Linked DNA regions of Homo sapiens: region 1 is linked to region 2. A link is an interaction called in ENCODE POLR2A ChIA-PET data of the cell type or tissue named here. Cell type or tissue: endothelial cell of umbilical vein. All regions are shown on one strand.

What was found. ChIA-PET counts read pairs that join two places held together with the same protein. Peaks named below come from ENCODE experiments on the same cell type or tissue, not always from the same donor. Only the 100,000 strongest peaks of a DNase experiment are listed, where the experiment ranks them.
Region 1: POLR2A ChIA-PET joins it to region 2 with 6 read pairs; 3 of 35 experiments call an interaction of 5 or more read pairs at or near these places.

The regions. Positions count from the first base shown.
Region 1 is chr16:53,480,457-53,485,456 of GRCh38, forward strand. RBL2 (RB transcriptional corepressor like 2) reads left to right here. Exons shown (of 22, transcript NM_005611.4): 20 at 111-313; 21 at 1,215-1,379. Among named protein-coding and RNA genes, the nearest start is that of AKTIP, 20 kb to the right of the region's middle. In endothelial cell of umbilical vein, no CTCF peak of the experiment used is centred here; a DNase peak (open chromatin) is centred at 1,885; H3K27ac peaks cover 960 bases.
Region 2 is chr16:53,313,884-53,318,883 of GRCh38, forward strand. CHD9 (chromodomain helicase DNA binding protein 9) reads left to right here. Exons shown (of 39, transcript NM_001308319.2): 35 at 494-633; 36 at 940-1,161; 37 at 4,329-4,457. Among named protein-coding and RNA genes, the nearest start is that of RBL2, 120 kb to the right of the region's middle. In endothelial cell of umbilical vein, no CTCF peak of the experiment used is centred here; no DNase peak of the experiment used is centred here.

The DNA of each region.
Region 1 (5,000 bases), 170 kb after region 2:
GTTATTAGCAAGTAGTGCAGGTAGCTGTTCCCTTTCTCCTACTTTTAAAAAATTAAAACAGTCAATATTAGCAGCCTTTGTACTGACAGCCTTTGTTCTCCTGGCTGCAGCCAGTAGAGACTCCAGTCCAGTTATGAGGTCAAGCAGCACCTTGCCAGTTCCACAGCCCAGCAGTGCTCCTCCCACACCTACTCGCCTCACAGGTGCCAACAGTGACATGGAAGAAGAGGAGAGGGGAGACCTCATTCAGTTCTACAACAACATCTACATCAAACAGATTAAGACATTTGCCATGAAGTACTCACAGGCAAATGTAAGTATGACAGGGATTATTTCATACTTTTTTCACTCATGAGTGTTGAGGAATCATTTATGATTTATATATGGACCATTCACCTGGTCCGTATATAAACTAGTTTTGGCCAGGTGTGGTGGCTCACACCTGTAATCCCAGCACTTTGGGAGGCCGAGGAGGGCAGATCACTTGAGGTCAGGAGTTCAAGACCAGCCTGGCCAACGTGGTAAAACCCAGTCTCTACTAAAAATACAAAAATGAGCTGGGCGTGGTGGCACACACTTGTAATCCCAGCTACTCTGGGGGCTGAGGCAGGAGAATTGTTTGAACATGGGAGGCGGTGGTTGCAGTGACCTGAGATTGTGCCACTGCACTCCAGCTTGGGTGACAGAACAAGACTCTGTCTCATAAATAAGCTAGTTTTACAAATAATTCTATTAAGTAAAACTGAGGAGGTCTGTAATTTACCTAACCAATATAAATTCTACTGTTGTTAAGCATTAAACGAGTAAGATTGTATTTGGAGTCCCTACAAAGTATAGTAGTACAAGAGACAGGCTACATGGGTTCAAATTTTCCAGTACTTAACAGTGGTGGTAACCTTGCAAATCATTAAATTTTCTCTGTACCTCATTTCCTCATATATAAAATGGGAATATAACTAGTTCCTAGCATATGGGGTTGTTGTAAGGATGAAATGACATAATGTATAAAAATTGCTTAAAATAATAACTGGCACAAACTAAGCACTTAAGGTTTGCTATTAGAATATTTTTCTTTAGGTTAAGTTATTGCTAATACATCACTCTGTCATTCATAAAACTACTGGTTTAGCACACCTCTTCACTCAATAATCATTTTCAGTAAAAATAATTATAAATTTTTTTCTTAGAATTACTGATTTTTTTTTTTTAAACAGATGGATGCTCCTCCACTCTCTCCCTATCCATTTGTAAGAACAGGCTCCCCTCGCCGAATACAGTTGTCTCAAAATCATCCTGTCTACATTTCCCCACATAAAAATGAAACAATGCTTTCTCCTCGAGAAAAGATTTTCTATTACTTCAGCAACAGTCCTTCAAAGGTGAGCCTAACATCAATCTTGGCCTTTACTAACCTCAAAATGCTTCAGATGCTAGAAACAGGGTTTGTGCTAAGCTTAGGCACTCATTAGAGTGATGAGAGCTGCCAGGGAGCAGTGATCAGTCAGTCCTCATGAAGCAAAACCCAGGGTTTGTTTTGTTTTTTGCCTTTTTTGAGGGGGAGGGGGTGGAATTTTAGGGTGGGAAACAGGGTAAGGGATTTGGATTTCTTTTTATTCCCTCTCCTATTTGTACATTTTGCTGTAAACCTGAAATTTGTGTTTATCCCATTTGTAACAATTTTCCACATTTGTTAGGGAAAGAAATTTTGGATTCCTTACCAAAGGCCTGTTTCTGGGACAGGCAGTGTCCTCAGGACTCTGGCTAATGGGAGAAGTTGACATTTTTGACATTGCAGTGCAATAGTCATATTAGCACAGATGTATGTGGCAACAGCCACCTCATTCTAAGAAGGGGAAGGAAGCTTGAGTCAGGCCTTAATGTTGAAAAGTCAGGGAGCTGTTGAGGTATGGAAGGGCACTCAGCAGGAAGCAGGTTAAGGGGAAGAAAACAGTGTCCTTGAGGCAGACAGTGATCCAAAGCTTAATTACGGGCATCATGCTATGTTAGCGAGTGGAACTGGATTGTGAAGGCCCTTACATAATGAGATTTTTATTGATAAAGGTTGCTTAGAGGCTGGGCGTTGTGGCTCACACCTGTAATCCCAACACTTTGGGAGGCCACAGTGGGCAGATCACCTGAGGTCAGGAGTTCAAGACCAGCCTAGTCAACAGGGTGAAACCTCATCTCTATTAAAAATACAAAAATTAGCTGGGTGTGGTGGCATGCACCTGTAATCCCAGCTACTCGGGAGGCTAAGGCAGGAAAATAGCTTGAACCCAGGAGGTGGAGGTTGCAGTGAGCAGAGATCGCGCCATTGCACTCCAGCCTGGGTGACAAAAGCGAAACTCACTGTCTCAAAAAAAAAAAAAAAAACGGTTGCTTAGAAATACACATATATATATGGCCTGAACTCTTCAAAAAAAGGTCAGTATGGTAAGAGGACGGGGAAGGTATCATTGAGGAGACTAGGGAGACACGACATCCAAATGCAATGCATGATTTTTGATCCTGCATAGGAAAACGTTGCTATAAAGGACATTTTGAGGAAAATTTGAATGTGGCCTTCAGTGTATTTTTTTTTAAAAGTTTCTTTGGTGTTGATGATGCCTAGCAGATTATGTAGGAGACTGTGCTGAAAGTATTCAGAGGTAAAGTGTCCCAGTGTCTGCAGCTTACTTTCAAACGGGTTGGTTGCAATATATTTAGGTAGGGAGAGAGTGAAAGCAACTCTTAGACATTAATGATTGATAAGTGGCTGCTCAGTGTACTATTTTTTTCAACTCTTTGTAGGCTTGCAATCTTTTAAAAAGTTGAGGAAAACAGTCCGGGTGCAGTGCCTCACGCCTGTAATCCCAACATTTTGGCAGGCTGGGGTGGGAAGATTGCTTGAGGCCAGGAGTTGGAGAACGGCTCAGGCAACATAAGACCCCATCCCTACAACAAATAAAAATTAGCTGAGCATGGTGCCATGCACCTGTAGTTGTAGCTACTCAGGAGGCTGAGCCCAAGAGTTCAAGGCTGCGGTGAGCTATGGTCGTGCCACCACACTCCAGCCTGGGCAATAAAGTGAGAAACCCTGTCTGTTTGGAAAAAAAAGTTGAGGAAAACAAGTAAACAAGAACAGCAAAAATCTGTTAGAAAATGTAATAATGGGCCAGGTGTGGTGGCTCATGCCTGTAATCCCAGCACTTTGGGAGGCCGAGATGGGTGGATCACCTGAGGTCAGGAGTTCAAGATCAGCTTGGCCAACATGGTGAAACCCCATCTCTGCTAAAAGTACAAAAAAATTAGCCGGGCATGGTGGTGGACACCTGTAATCCCAGCTACTCAGAATCGCTTGAATCCCGGAGGCAAAGTTTGCAGTGAGCTGAGATCGTGCCATTGCACTCCAGCCTGGGGGACAAGAGCAAGACTCCGTCTCCAAAGAAAAACAGAAAATGTAATAATGGAGACACTTTTCCTATCATAGTAAAAAAAAAAAAAAAAAGGTGTAAAGGTGTCACGTGCTTTGGAATGAATTTATAAAACTTATGAAAACTGGAATAAATGAAGACATACCAGCGATTCTGAATAAGAAGACCAAATATTTAAAAGATATACTTTCTCTGTTATATAGGCTTAGTCTAATTCCAGTGATATTCCTAGTAGGACTGGTTATGAAACCTGGAAACATAAATTGGCAGTAACAGCCCCAAAAAGCAAATGGAGTTGGAGGAAATGATTCTGACGGCTTAAATTAGACTCTCATCCTGTAACCTATAAATTCTAAATGGATTAACAGAGTTAAATGGAAAAAAAGAACAGAATAATAGCAGGTAATAGACAAAGCAGATGAATTGGAATGATAATACTCAAAAGGTGGCTTAAAAAGGAGGAAAAAAGGAACATACAGGAAAATAGCATTTAAATGTAAATGGTCTAAATGTACCAATTAATAGTTAGAATTTATCTGACTGGACAAAAAAGCAGGACCAAACTATATGTTGTTTGTAAGTTATATACTTTAAATATAAAAATGTATATCCATAAAAGGAATATTTACTTGGCAATAAAAAGGATGAAGTACTGATACATGCTACAATATGAATGGACCTTGAAAACATCGTTAAGTGAAAGAAGCCAGTCACAAAAGAGAACATATTTTATGATTCCATTTATATGAGTTGTCCAGAATGGGCAAATATCTAGAAGCAGAAAGGAGATTCATGGTTGCCAAGGGTTGTGGGGAATAGAGTTTCTGCTTATGAACAAGAAGTTTCTGGGGTGATGAAAGAATTCAAAAATAGAATGTAGTGATGGCTGCTCTGGGAACTCTGGGAACATACTAAAAGCCATGGAGCTGTACACTTCAAATGGTTGAATAATACGGTATAAGAATTATATCTCAATAAAGCTGGAAGGGTGGAAAAGGTTATACCATGCTACCACTCATGAAAAGAAAGTTGGAGTGGCTGTATTAATATCAGAGAAAGTAGATTTCAGAGCAAAAAATATTATCAGGACAAAGAGGGTCGTTTCCTATTATAAAGAGGACATATAACCCTAAATAAAAAAAAAAAACTGGTAGTCAAGAGATTTCAACATAATTGGTACAACAAATAGAGAAAATCACTAAGGATACAGAAGATGTAGACATTATCAACTGATTGACATTTATAGAACACTCTCTAACAAATCAAGTGCAGAGAGAACATTTACCAACATAGACTACATTCTGGACCATAAAACAAGTCTCGATAAATGTTAAAAGGGTTGAAATACTGTGTTTTCACTATCACAATGGCATTAAATCAGAAATCAATAAAAGATACCTGGAAAATCCCCCAATTCTTGGAACCTAAATTATATATTTCTATTGGTTAAAGAAAGCACAAGAGAAATTAGAAAATATTTTGAACTAAATGAAAATGAAAATCCAAAATATTAAAATTTGTGGGATGTAGCTAAAACAGTGCTAAGAGAGAAATACATACACCTATGTTCCAAAAGAAAAAAGGTCT
Region 2 (5,000 bases):
CGGAGCTTGCAGTGAGCCAAGATCGTGCCACTGCACTCCAGCCTGGGCGACAGAGCAAGACTCCGTCTCCAAAAAAAAAAAACAAAAATCAAAAAAGAATAATGTAGAAAAAGATATTTGGCACAAAAAGCAGAGATAAATGATTTTTTTTAAAAAAACAAGCTTTTGAAAGTATAGGAACTAATGGGTTCAAAGAAAGGGGAAATGTTTATCTTAGGGAAAAGGCATGCTTCCTTCTCCAAGGAAGGAAGAGAAAATGTGTGAATATCGGGAAAAAAAATAGAGAAGACAGGTCAAAAATTGAAAGAGGCCTAGGTTGTAATTCTTCAGGTTTTTAAATGAGAGGTGGGGATGATATTTTTAGTCCAAAAGTTTCTACATTAAAGATGTATAAAATAAGAACTAACACTTTCATATATTTAGGAAAGGGATTACTTTCAGTTTGTTTAAGAACTAAATTTGTATCACCATTTTGCATTTTTAATTCAATTAGGTACTTCCATTCAACCAACCCTTGGTGCCAATGGTGTGATATTAGACAACCAGCCTATAGTCAAAAAAAGGCGAGGAAGGAGGAAGAATGTAGAAGGTGTTGACATCTTCTTTTTTAACAGAAATAAACCACCTAATCATGTAAGTAAAGCAGTACTTAAAAACTGATCCTTGAATTCAAAATTCAATCCTAATAAATATACATATTATTGTTTTGTGAATGTTTTATAGACTATTAGTAAGGAAATTAGAAGTATGCCATATAATTTTAGATGATATCTTAGAATCTTAGCACTGTCCAAGAGTGATAAAAATTTTAAGTTTAAAAGATTTAGCAGAATTTTTAGCAACAACTTATTTTTTCTCTTCAAAAATAATTGCTTTATTGAACCAATATTAGAATGATAAAGTATGAAAATAAAGATACCATTTGGTGTTTTTTTACAGGTTTCTTTAGGCTTAACCTCCTCACAGATTTCCACAGGGATAAATCCAGCACTATCCTATACTCAACCTCAAGGAATTCCTGATACAGAAAGTCCAGTTCCAGTTATTAATCTTAAAGATGGAACGAGACTTGCAGGAGATGATGCACCAAAGAGAAAGGATTTGGAAAAATGGCTTAAGGAGCACCCGGGTTATGTGGAAGATTTGGGAGCTTTTATTCCTGTAGGTGACACCTTAAAATTCTTGTTATATTTTATTTTTATGAGTTGTCAGATCTATCATGATGAAGCATAAATTCTCATCCACTTATGCTAAATATGTGCTCTGCCTAAGACCTAGGAGAATTAGCAGAAAAAATAATTACCATCCTTCCCATGATACAATACAATGTTATTTTCCATTTTTCCATTCTGCATTCAATGAGTATTTAATAATAAAAATCACTTCCAATATAGAGTACTATGTTAGACCCAGTGAAGGTTGCTAAGGTATAAAACTTCCAATCCTTTCTCAAGCAGTTTATTTTAAAATAATAATGATTATAGTAAACATGTATTGAAACTTAACTATGTGCCTGCAGTTATGCTGACATACTTAGGCACACCACATGCATTACCTCATTTAACACAATAACTTTATTACGTGGCATTGTTATAACTGTTTTTTGTTTTTTTGAGACAGAGTCTCGCACTGTCACCCAGGCTGGAGTGCAGTGACGTGATCTCGGCTCACTTCAACCTCTGCCTCCCGGATTCAAGCGATTCTCCCACCTCAGTCTCCTGAGTAGCTGGGACCACAGGTGCACACCACCATGCCCAGCTGACTTTTGTATTTTTCATAGAAACAGGGTTTCACCATGTTGGCCAAGGCTGGTCTCAAACTCCTGGCCTCAAGCAATCCGCCTGCTCAGCCTCCCAAAGTGCTAGGAATACAGACATGAACCACCGCACCCAGCCTATAACTGTTTTATAAATGAAATTAAAACACCAAAGTTTTAAGTAAATAGTTCAAGTCCACTCAGCAAACAGACTCTTAAATCTGGAGCCCAAACTGCTCCTCTTAAGCTCTTCTTCAAGCTATGAGTATAGCTTCTATGCCCCTCCAGATGCACAATGAGTTTATTTTAATCAAAGATGAGGCTGGGCATGATGGCTCATGCCCGTAATCCTAGCACTTTGGGAGGCCGAAATGGGCAAATCACTTGAGTTCAGGAGTCTGAGACCAGCCTGGCCACAGGCCACCACATCCAGCTAATTTTTTCAATTTTTATTTTGTAGAGACAGGCTCTTACTGTCTTGCTCAGGCCGGTCTCAAACTCCTGGCTCAAGCGATCCTCCTGCCTCAGCCTCCCAAAGTGTTGAGATTACAGGTGTGAGCCACCACACCTGGCTAAATATTGCAATCCTAAAAATAATGGGAATCCTGAGTTGAACACTGTAACTTCCTAACATGTTCAAGATAACATTCATTTATTCAGTTAACAATTTTTTATTGAGGGATTACTATGTACTACTTATTATTTTAAGAGATTGAGGATATAGCAGTAAACAATATAAAGTTTTTGCCCTCATACCTATACTCTAGACTCTGAAGAATTCTCATACCTTTCTCTTTATCACTGCAAAAGGGCCTTTATTAACTTTTTAAACTTGTATATCCATTCATCATTTCACCTGCAAATATTTTATCATAATATTTTATATTACTTTATTGTAAAGATTTTGAAAACATATTTTTAAGGGCAGCATTTGTTCCTCTAAAGATTATAAGATGTAATTTGTCTGCTTTCCCAAGGAAAAGCATTTTCCTTTGTAAAAATCACCTTACATTAATGATTTCTTGGATCTCACACTCTATTGTAGTATTTCTGTAGCTAAACAATTATAACATGGTGGAGAGTATACTATAATAAAGTTATGTATAAAGTCTCATGGGAACAGATGTAAGAAAAATTAACTGCCTAGGCAGTTTCTGAGGAAAGATAAAGAAAATAGAGCCGACATTTGTCTCGTGGATGAAAAAAGAGTAAGTAGGCATTGACCAGGTTAACACAAGAAGAGGATGTTCTAGGCAATATAGAATTATTAAGAAGATGGCCGGGTGCGGTAGCTCACGCCTGTAATCCTAGCACTTTGCGAGGCCGAGGCGGGCAGATCACCTGAGGTCAGGAGTTCAAGACCAACCTGGCAAACATGGTACCCCATCTCTACTAAAAATACAAAAATCAGCTGGGCATGGTGGCGGGTGCCTGTAGTCCCAGCTACTCGAGAGGCTGAGGCAGGAGAATCTCTTGAACCCGGGAGGCAGAGGCTGTCATGAGCCAAGAGCAAAACTCCATCTCAAAAAAAAAAAAAAAAAAGAAAAGAGGATAGGACTGTAAGCCATATTCATAAAACAGTGACTAGTCTAATATTCCAGAGTACGTGGAGGAGTGAGTGGGGTAATAGTAAATAAACAATGAACAGAAGAGGTGAATTGAATAGGTTCAGGCCATGATGGGACTGGTATGCTAAGCTGAAGAGTTTGAGTGTTGATTTCCTGAAAATATTTTTAATTGGCTGGAAATACCTGCAAACATTAAGCCCTGTTTTGTTAATAGTTGTATAGAGAAGTAGCATGGTTTGATTGGATGAGTTTTTATTTTTATTGCTAGATATGAGTTGTTGGGTTCTTGCTTGTTTTTGTTTTGAGACAGGGCCTCACTTTGTTGCCCAGGCTGGAGTGCAGTGGCACGATCATGGCTCACTGCAGCCTTAATCTCCCATGCCCAAGCAGTCCTCCCATCTCAGCCCCAACAAATACCTGGGACTGTAGGCGTACACCACCATGGCAAGCTAATTTTTTGATTTTTTGTAGAGACAGGGTCTCACCATATTGCCCGGGCTTAACTTTTTTAATGAATAGTTTGAAGAAAAGATTGATGCAATACTTTTTATTAAAATAATGTTTGGCCAGGCGTGGTGGCTCACATCTGTAATCCCAGTACTTTGGGAGGCCTAGGCGGGAGGATAGCTTGAGCCCAAGAGTTCAAGATCAGCCTGGGCAATGCGGCAAAACTTTCATCTCTACAAAAAAATAAAAAAAATTAGCCAGGCATGGTAGCACACACCTGTAGTCCCAGCTACTTGAGAGGCTGAGGTGGGAGGATCACTTGAGCCTGGGATGTGAAGGCTCCAGTGAGCTGTGACCACACCACTATTCTCCAGCCTGGGCAACAGAGCAAGACCCTGTCTCAAAAAAAAATAAAATAAAAAAGTTTAGATATTTTTAAAATGTAAATAACCAAAAGGTAAATGCTATTAAATTACTTGGATCAGCTCATTTTAATATTTTGAATTGTTTTGCACAGTTAAAGACTTTAAAGATATGTCTTTATCTATATATTTTAGAGAATGCAGCTTCATGAGGGAAGACCCAAACAAAAAAGACACCGTTGCAGAAACCCCAATAAACTAGATGTGAATAGTCTCACTGGAGAAGAACGTGTTCAACTGATTAACAGAAGAAATGCTAGAAAGGTATTTTAATGTTTTTTTCTTAATCTTTTGTATTGATTCAATATTTAAGAGATCTCCAGAACACTATTTCATTATGTGGTGGTGTTTTCTAACAGACCTGGAAATGAGTTGAATCTATCAGATTTCTGAGGGAAGACATGCAGTATAATTTTATGCAGTCTAATTTCAAATCTTGCTTCATTAGCTGAGCTATTACATGAAATAAGTCATTTAACACATCTGTGCCTAAGCAGTGCCATTGCACATGATTGTACACTTATACAAGGGCACGACATCAAAAACAGTCATTCTCATCGGGGTGATTTCACCTCTCAAGGAATATTTGTCAGCGTCTGGAGACATCTTTGGTAGCCACAAGGAGAAGATGCTACTGGTATCTAGTGGGTAGAAGCCAGAGATGCTGCTAAACCTCCTACAGTACATAGAACAACCCCCTACAATACCAATTCACAATGTCTGTACTGGAAAGGTTGAGAAACTCTGATCTAAGAGGACACCACTCACATTATAGCCATCATAAATTTATATATTTATCACTGCAAT